Regions from separate parts of the Mus musculus genome. Here region 1 is linked to region 2. The links are chromatin loops, found by intact Hi-C in ENCODE. Cell type or tissue: gastrocnemius. All regions are shown on one strand.

What was found. A loop is a pair of places that touch in the nucleus more often than their neighbours do. Peaks named below come from ENCODE experiments on the same cell type or tissue, not always from the same donor. Only the 100,000 strongest peaks of a DNase experiment are listed, where the experiment ranks them.
Region 1: it touches region 2 in a loop (9-fold over the local background); 4 of 42 quality-filtered maps call a loop at or near these places.

What each region holds. Positions count from the first base shown.
Region 1 is chr17:16,087,414-16,092,413 of GRCm38, forward strand. No RefSeq gene overlaps it. Among named protein-coding and RNA genes, the nearest start is that of Gm41534, 150 kb to the right of the region's middle. In gastrocnemius, no CTCF peak of the experiment used is centred here; a DNase peak (open chromatin) is centred at 1,964.
Region 2 is chr17:16,156,084-16,161,083 of GRCm38, forward strand. No RefSeq gene overlaps it. Among named protein-coding and RNA genes, the nearest start is that of Gm41534, 77 kb to the right of the region's middle. In gastrocnemius, no CTCF peak of the experiment used is centred here; no DNase peak of the experiment used is centred here.

The sequences.
Region 1 (5,000 bases), 69 kb before region 2:
CATTTATATTTGAAAAACAATGTAGAATGATGTATAGGAAGATTTTGAAAATGAAAATGAGAGCAGTATGACATTCAATAGCTCAACTGGCTAAATGTTATTAATATAACTACTCCTAGTTTCATGGGGTTACTAAGTTTACTGCTTTTCTTAAGAAAAGGAAAATAACCAAAAAATGACCAATTAAGTTTCAATACTGTGTACATTTCTCTGGGCAAGATGGCCTATGAAAGTAAAGACAATGTTGCATTAATTTACCAATACAGTTACAAGAACAAAAATAAAATGTTTATTTTATATTTAAAAATTACAATTATAGAGTTGAGCAGATGACTCAGAGGGTAGAGGCACTTCCTCCAGGCACAACGACCTGAGTTCATTCTCCAGGACATACATTTTGAAAGGAGAGAACTCACAGATTATCTCCTCATTTCACAGGTATGCTATGGCGGATGTGTGTGTGTGTGTGTGTGTGTGTGTGTGTGTGCGCGCGCACACATGCACGAACATACACTAAATAAATGGGCAATAATGAATTATAAAAATAAAAATGTATGAGACTTATTTTTCTCTGTTGTAAGTTGGAAATAATAAGAGTAATATTAACACAAATTTAACAGTTTTGTCTATAGAAGAAAAAAACAAAATAATGACTTTTGAGTCTTTGCTTCATACCTGGACCCCATTGTGCTCAATTCTTATTTGATATTATTATAATAGGTAGTGTCTTTAAAATCAAGTGAATCTTAATATTTTCAAGTCCTAGGGAAGAGAAACAGAAACAGATACAACTGCAGTGGTTTTTGTATAGATGTACTGCAAGCACGTTTGGAGGAATTATTTCTATGATTAATATCTTGTGTACCATGCTCCAGGGAGATTCTGAGCATATCAGAGAATTTCTACACTTTATTTTAAGACATATTTCATATATTTGACCAAAGTTAAGAAAATATTGCTAGATTATTACCCTAATAGGTGCTTTTAAATACTAGTATTAAATGTGAATCCTTGAAAGCCAAGCTTCATGTGCATTAGATCTCTTTGGCAAAAACTCAGCCTTCTTTTTCTTTAAAAACTTTTAGATTAGACTTATTCATTTTATTTTATGTGTGAATGTTTCACTTGCCTGCATGTATGTGCATTGTGTGTGTGCTTGGTGTGTGCAGAAGTCAGATCGCCTGGAATTGGACTTATAGATTATTGTGAATCACCATGCAGGTGATGAGAATTGAACACAGGTCCTCAAGCCATTTCTGTAGCTACCACTGAATTTTCTTACCTGGGTAAATGACAGGAATGAGTTACTTATCAGAAATGACAGAGACTAGCCTTGCTTAGGAACTCTCATGGATGTAGTTGTAAAAATATAAATCAGAATTCTAAAAATGAAGCCCATTCTCTCAGTTCTACTTCCTTCTTCCCCCTTCTCTCCCTTCCAACTTTCTTCCCTCCCTTCTCATCCTTTCTTCCTCCTTCCATTTTTCATTCTCCCCCTCCTTCCATTCCTCCCTCTCTCCCCCTCTCCCTCCCTTTCCCCTCCCTCCCTTCCTTCTTTCCTTCCTTGTATTTTCAATTGACATAACTGTATAGGTTTAAGTATATTGGGATATTATGAGCCATTGCAAACATTGTGGAAGAATCAGATCCAGATAACGAGCATATTCCCACCTCAAGTATATGCCATTTCTTTGTAGTGAGAGCACTGAAATCCTCTCTTTTGCTCTTTTTGAAATACATGTGTTTATTATAATTTGACTCACCTTTGTCTGAGATCCAGCGTTACCCAGTGGTCTTCTTTCCCTCCCAACACTATTCCCAGTTTTCTGCCTTCTTTGTTGTTTTTCTCACTTTTTCTCCTCCTGCAGGGAAGATGATGCTATGAATCCTTCCTCCAGAGACCTTGCATCACAAATGGCCATATGGGTGTCATGTATAATGCATGAGAGGCTGCATAAGCTGCAGACGACTCAAAAGCGAAGCCTCTGAGGCTGGGCTCAGGAGGCAGGCATTCTCTAATAGTAATTAGAAAACCAAGCAGCATCTTTCTACAGCCCTAGTCATTTCATTGGTCTAATAGTGTTGGACAATAATATAGTGCAGTAATGTATGTAGCCTTCCCAACACAATTATTGTGCAAATGCACTTTTTCATTACTAACGAGTTCATTATCTTCAGATTCCTACTTAGGTCTGATGGAAATCTGAGGATACATTTCTAATTGCAGCTGCATCTCTGAGGTTTAAGGAAGAGACAAAATAATGTGAAGTGTAATTTGAAAGTTAATTTTTCAGTGTCGTGCACGAGAAACCATCTGGGTAGAGGCAGGACAGGGACTTTGGTATAGCCTTTTGTGTTGTGGCAGCAGCTTTTGAGAGATGGCCTCTTTAGTCTTTTTCTTTTCTTTCGGCCCAGAAATAATATTTGAAATTAGAGTTTGTGGGCTTTTTTTTTCATTAAAAAATATGCGTTTAAAATTTATCATCAGAGGTTTTATTTTTGAAAGGGAAGTAAATGCAAGAAAATGTAGAAATAATTACTGAGTACTGACTATGCAGAAAAAGCTCTTTATAAACTCAAAAGCAACAAAACACAGCAATCTTTCAGATGCGTCATACCAGACTTCATTTTTTATGTCTTCAAGGACAGGCCGTCAGTTCTTTGGAAACCTTGCAAGGCTAAGCATACTTCCTGTGAAGAACTGGGCCTAGAAATTAGTTTAGATGAGCAGAGGTAAGCTAGTTACTCAAGGTGCCCATTAGATGTTTTATATGTGAAGGTGTCGACATAATTACTTGATAAAATTTTGGGCCCAAAACATTTGACATAATTACACGTATATTTTATAAAAGACAGAACATTGAGTGTTAAAGAATCAGTTTCTTTGAACTGGAAATTCAGATGTCACAACATTGCACAGTTCTTAATTTAATCTCATGTTGGTCCTAGTGGGAGAAGCCAGTGATTCTTTTTATTTTACAAAGAAAGAAGTGAGGACACAGACCAGCAGGAAAGAACAGGCTGTGTATTAATTATACTAGTAAGTTTGGTTCTCTGTGCTAATCTAGTACTTTACTGTGTACTTATCATTTAAATGCCTATATCAAAAAACAACTGTCATGTGTAATAGAACATTGGACTGCAGTGGTTGCACATCTGTAATCCTCAGACTCTCAAGTTCAAGAGGTTGATAGTTCAAGATCAGCCTGCATCATATAGTGAGACCCTGGCACAAACAAACAAAACAAAGCTCAGTCCTAACAAAGGTGATAGAAGAGAACACATGAATACATTTTATTTAGTTGCATGGAGAAATCAATTTAAGGTAAAAAAGGCTTTTAAACTATAAAGCATAAGAAGATAGCTGGTCATATTTTCATCACAATTAAGAATCTGTTTAGTTAAGGATATCACACATAAAAGTAATTAGCATATACCACAGTAGCTGAAGAAGGGGAGATGTAAAAACCAGACAGAAAATTCAGTAGAAATAGCAATGTATACAAAGGAGTTAAAAAGTTAACAGAGAGGTACCCACATCCATTTCAAATGCTGGAAATGCAAACCATAAGACTGTCAATATCTTCCTGGAGTGAGTGGATGACTAAGTAATGGCAGCCGTGGACAGTGTTACTGATGTAAAGAGATCAGCTGTGTTACTGGTAGGAAATAAAACTGATATATCATTCAGAAGGGCTACCAGGCTGATTTACTCAAAAGACCCTCACTGTATTCATCTACATTTTCTTTATCTTTATTGGTATGAGCATTTTACATATATATATGCATGCATGCCTGATGTCTGTGAAAGTCAGAAGAGGGAGTTTCATCCCTGGAACTGGAGTTATGGATGGCTGTGTGTCCTAGTTCTGGGGCTGAAGCCAAGTCCTCTGCAGGAGCAAGTGTTCTTAACTGGTGAGCCATGTCTCCAGTTTTCTACTTCTACTTATTAAGGGAAGTTCTTTTCCTTAATAAATAATCCAAAGAGAGTTCCATACAGATAGATCCATTATGAGACAGTGCTAACATGCTCATGGCTGCAGTATTTGGGTGACGTGAGTTGAACCAACCACAATCGGTGGAGGAGAGAATATGATGGAAGAGCTATACCCATGTGGAAAATACAGACAGATCTTTAAAATGACTTGCAAACTTTATATGCCCCAGTACAGGGGAACCCCAGGGCCAAAAGGGGGGAGTGGGTGGGTAGGGGATTGGGGGGTGGGTATGGGGGACTTTTGGGATAGCATTGAAAATGTAAGTGAGGAAAATACCTAATTTAAAAAAAAACAAAAAAAATGTAAGTCAGTAAGTAAATAAATAAGTAAATAATTGAAAGAAAATAAGAATCTGAGTATTGTATTTAAAACTATAACCTAAATACAAATACACTATATCTATATATGTCTAGATATGCTATTTGAATTGGTTTATTCAACAAATTTTATATTCAGATTTTATGAAACAAAGATCAGAATGGGATATTTGTTTAGGAAGTGAGTAGAGAAGACAGGGAGGCACAGTTATAAAAGGGACCATGTAAGAAAGCCTTTTCTTCTTCCTCCTCCTCCTCTTCTTCCTCCTCCTCTTCCTCCTCTTCCTTTTCTTCTTTTTCTCCTCCTCCTCCTCCTCTTTTTACAGTCCAGTCATTATCCTCCTCCTGGTCTGCCTTCCAACTGTTCCTCATCTCATTCCTCCTCCTCCATCTCCAAAGGATGTGTCCACTCTGCCTCCCCCTAACCAAACCTCCCCACTCCCTGAGGCCTCAAGTCTCTCAAGGGTTAGGTGAATCTTCTCTCACTGAGGCCAGATCAGGCAGTCCTCTGCTGTATATGTTTTGGGGGCTTCATATCATCTGGTGTATGCTGCCTGGTCGGTGGCTCAGTGTCTCAGGGTTCCAGGGTAGTTGAAACTGCTGGTCTTCCAATGGAGCCGCCCTCCTCCTTGACTTCTTCCAGCCTCCCCCTAATTCAACCACAGGTGTCCCTTGCTTACAGCTC
Region 2 (5,000 bases):
ACATTTGATGAGCCTGACTATGTAAACACGGCAGAGAATTCCTGGTGCATGTGGGGAGTGCGGGGTATAGATTACATGCAGATAAAGATACACGTACGTAGAGATGATAGATGAATCTACACAAAGAAAAAATATTTGTGCAATGATGTATTACATTCTTCTGTCTGGCGTAGCCTTTTGAACATAGAACATCTGGGGGAGATAAGAGTGTCATAAAAAAAAAAGGAATCTCTCTGAGTTATTTAGGAGAAAAAAGGAGCTGAGCTTCAATTACACCAGTCAGTAAGTCCTAAGCAGATAAAAGGACCAGGATGGTACTGGCATTGCAGCTCCATGGAAGGGAACATCAAGCCTGGGTAATAACACCTTTTCCTCTTTTGGGGAAAAATGTTTATTATTATGGAGATGAGTGAAAATACAGAATAGTGATCAGGGCTTAGTTCTCATAGTATGGTGGTAAAAGAACAGTTTAGAGAGGGAGATTCTAGTGAACATATTATAGCGTGGGGTCTTCTAACAGTTGCTGTTTGGGATACAAATCCTCCTCTCTCACCTATCCCTCCTTAAGATATGTCCTTTGACTTGGCCTGCTGTCATCATGATGTGATCATAAGACTGTCATCAGAGCTGGTACCTATGGTGAGTGTGCTCTGCATAGGCATGTGCATCTGATGGGCAGTACTGGACCTGTGGTGAGCATGCTCCTCATGGCCTATGCCATGTGCATCTGATGGGCAGTACTGGACCTGTGGTGAGCATGCTCCTCATGGCCTATGCCATGTGCATCTGATAGGCAGTACTGGACCTGAAGAAATTTTATTTTACAGATTGATTGCTCGCATCACCTATGGTCTCTCATCTTCCCGTCAGAATGAATCAATTGCGTTATCTGCCACAAATCATTGTGTCTGCCGGGTGTTCATTCTTAGGCAAAATTACAGACTTCTTATCTATCTGTGAGGAAGAGAAAGCATGGGTGTGCTGATGAGTTTCAAAGCTGACTCATTTCCAGGGAGGAGAAAGGCAAGAAGATGACCTGTTTCCCATCAGTGGATTGAACCCTGGAAGGCCAAGAGCACTTTCTGTTTTACATTTAGATTAAATGTTCGTTCTCCCAGAAGCTTCCCGGTGATTACCACAGGAGAGATTTCCAGCAGCATGTTGAGAGGGGTGATTACATTTCCCTCACATACACTTGGTCTTGCTTTTGATTTCTGAGGTTTGAAGGGTTCTAAACGGCAAGTGCCAATAGGTTCTCTGACTCAGCCCTTTGAATAGCACTTTGCCTTGGAGGATAAAAGGCTTTCAGCGTGAGATGCATCTTCCCACTGGGGATTTCAGACTCTGCTATCATCTTAAGAGCGAGGCTACCTATAAAGGCAGGTCTATGGAAAATGCAAACAGTGTTCTGGCCTAGAGATGATCATCTTCCAGTTTACCTAAAAATTCAGATTCATTTGCAGTTCTGCCTTCAAGGCTGGTCCACTTTCCTCTAAATACATTGTTTTTAAAAGCACATTAATTTTTGTAATATAGACCATCTCTTCTCTTATCTTTTCATTTATTATGCTTATAGTTATATATAACAGTATACTTATTTGTATGTTGTTAATTTACTTATCGAACTGCGAGAGATCTTTGAATTTCCTGTCACAGTCACAGATTGCTTCTGTGATCACTGAGCTACTTGGGTGTAGCACATTCTGAATTATGTGGAGTAGCTCTGCGTATGGACGACATTGTATTATGCAGTGTGTTTGAGAATACAAGGGGCGGGGAAAATCAATAGGAAGAGCAGAGAAGCATTCCATTGTTCCTTCCCCACAACGCCTGGGAACATCTGGTTTCATTAATCTCCAGTGCCTTGCTCTATGTGATAGACACATCCTGTGTTTCCATTCATCTCAAGCACGGTCCATTGAGAACTGCTCTTGCATAGCAGTATGGGCAGATGCTTTTAAAATGTGTGTTTTTCAATGGATTCAAATGGAACAGCATTGTGCAGCAGAATGAGAATGAAACACACCATGTTTTACCTTATGAGAATTGGTGTATGGTTTAGGTCAGAAACAAGTTTAGGCTCAGTTTAACAAAGTGGGTGGTCTTAGCTTTAACTTCTTACAGATTATCAGTGTGGGGTTAATGTTGACAACTACAGAGTGAATTGTGTTTGAGTTTCCCTGGTGTGGTCTCTGGAAGACTGGAGCTCAGGACCAGCACACGGTGCATCCCTGGCGTGGTCTCTGGAAGACTGGAGCTCAGGACCAGCACATGGTGCATCCCTGGCGTGGTCTCTGGAAGACTGGAGCTCAGGACCAGCATATGGTGCAGAAACATTAGGGGATTCTCTGTTAGGAACATTAGCTACTAAAAATCAAAATGAAGATCATATGATAAAAATTCCAGAATAAAGTTGGGATCCTGTGTACCCTGACTTTGTTGGAATGTTTAGAGTTAAAAAGGAGATGATTTTTAGAGCCGGACACACATATATTTAAAATACACCTAATACAAGAACTCACCTAATTTTACCTTGGAAAATGTAGTTTAATCTTACTAAACCTAAATATTACCATATATAAAGTTGGAATAAAACTGTCTACCTTAAGGGACAGTAAGAATTGAGTAAGAAAACAGGTGGTATACTATAACAACTGGTATGGATTTTCATACTCCTTCCACAACAGAAAAGGAAGGTAAAATGTATGCTATATTCTGAGCTGATTCTATTAAAGGCCATGGATCAAGTTGCTTTTTTTTTTTTTAAATACTGGGGAAGTAGGAAAGACCACACTAATGCCAGGAGTTATGAAGATAGTTAACTCAGACACTGGGAGTATTTTTTTCCTCTTAGATATGCTTTCATTGTGTCCCATAAGTTTGGGTATGTTGTGGCTTCATTTTCATTAAACTATAAAAAGTCCTTAATTTCTTTCTTTATTCCTTCCTTGACCAAGGTATCATTGAGAAGAGTGTTGTTCAGTTTCCATGTGAATGTTGGCTTTCTATTATTTATGTTGTTATTGAAGATCAGCCTTAGTACATGGTGATCTGATAGGATGCATGGGACAATTTCAACATTTTTGTATCTGTTGAGGCCTGTTTTGTGACCAATTATATGGTCAATTTTGGAGAAGGTACTATGAGTTGCTGAGATGAAGATATATCCTTTTGTTTTAGGATAAACGTTCTGTAGATATCTGTTAGATCCATTTGAGGTAGTGTCTGTCTTTTTCCCTGAGATGTGTTTCCTTTAAGCAGCAAAATGTTGGGTCTTATTTGTGTAGCCAGTCTGTTAGTCTATGTCTTTTTATTGGGGAGTTGAGTCCATTGATATTAAAATATATTAAGGAAAAGTAATTGTTGCTTCCTATTATTTTTGTTGTTAAAGTTGGCATTCTGTTCTTGTGGCTGTCTTTTTTTAGGTTTGTTGAAGGACTACTTTCTTGCTTTTTCTAGGACATGGTTTCTGTCCTTGTATTTTTTTTTTTTTTTTCTGTTAGTATCCTTTGAAGGGCTGGATTCGTGGAAAGATAATGTATGAATTTGGTTTTGTTGTGGAATACTTTGCTTTCTCCATCTATGGTAATTGAAAGTTTGACTGGGTATAGTAGCCTGGGCTGGAATTTGTGTTCTCTTAGTGTCTGTATAACATCTGTCCAGGCTCTTCTGGCTTTCATAGTCTCTGGTGAAAAGTCTGGTGTAATTCTGATAGGCCTGCCTTTATATATTACTTGACCTTTTTCCCTTACTGCTTTTAATATTCTATCTTTATTTAGTTTATTTGTTGTTCTGATTATTATGTGTCAGGAGGAATTTCTTTTCTGGTCCAGTCTATTTGGAGTTCTGTAGGCTTCTTGTATGTTCATGGGCATCTCTTTCTTTAGGTTTGGGAAGTTTTCTTCAATAATTTTGTTGAAGATGTTTGCTGGTCCTTTGAGTTGAAAATCTTCATTCTCATCCACTCCTATTATCCGTAGGTTTGGTCTTCTCATTGTGTCCTGGATTTCCTGGATGTTTTGAGTTAGGATCTTTTTGCATTTTGCATTTTCTTTGATTGTTGGGCCGATGTTCTCTATGGAATCTTCTGCACCTAAGATTCTCTCTTTCATCTCTTGTATTCTGTTGCTGATGCTCGCATCTATGGTTCTAGATTTCTTTCCTAGGGTTTCTATCTCCAGAGTTGCCTCACTTTGGGTTTTCTTTATTGTGTCCACTTCCCTTTTTAGGTTTCGTATGGTTTTGTTTATTTCCATCACCTGTTTGGATGTGTTTTCCTCTTTTTCTTTAAGGATTTGTAACTCTTTAGCTGTGTTCCCCTGTATTTCTTTAAGTGAGTTATTAAAGTCCTTCTTGATGTTCTCTACCATCATCATGAGATATGCCTTTCAATCTGGGTGTGTTAGAGTACCCAGGACTGGCTGATGTGGGAGTTCTGGGTTCTGATGATGGTGAGTGGTCTTGGTTTCTGTTAGTAAGATTCTTACGTCTGCCTTTCGCCACCTGGTAATCTCTGGAGTCAGTTGTTATAGTTGTCTCTGGTTAGTGTTCCTTTTGTGATTCTGTTAGCCTCTACCAGCAGACCTGGGAGAGTAGCTCTCTCCTGAGTTTCAGTGGTTCAAGCACTCTCTGCAGGCAAGCTGTCCTCTTGCAGTGAAGGTGCACATATATCTGTTGATCGGATTTGCCTCCTGGCAGAATATGAAGGCCCGAAACAGGGCCTGTCCCAGAAGCTGTTAGCTTCTGTAGTCCATACTCTTACCTGTGCATACTAGTCTTGGCAGGATCCGGGAAGGAAGATGGCTCCCTTGGATGCTCTGGCAAAGTCCTCCTGGGCAGGGTGGACACCTCTCCTCTGGCAGGGAAGGTACCCGGATGTCTGTAGCCCGAAACAGGGCCTGCCTTAGAAGCTCTGTGGCTCCTGCCTTACCCAGAAGGTGTTAGCTTCTGTAGTCCACACTTTCACCTGTGCGGACTAGTCTTGGTGGGATCCTGAAAGG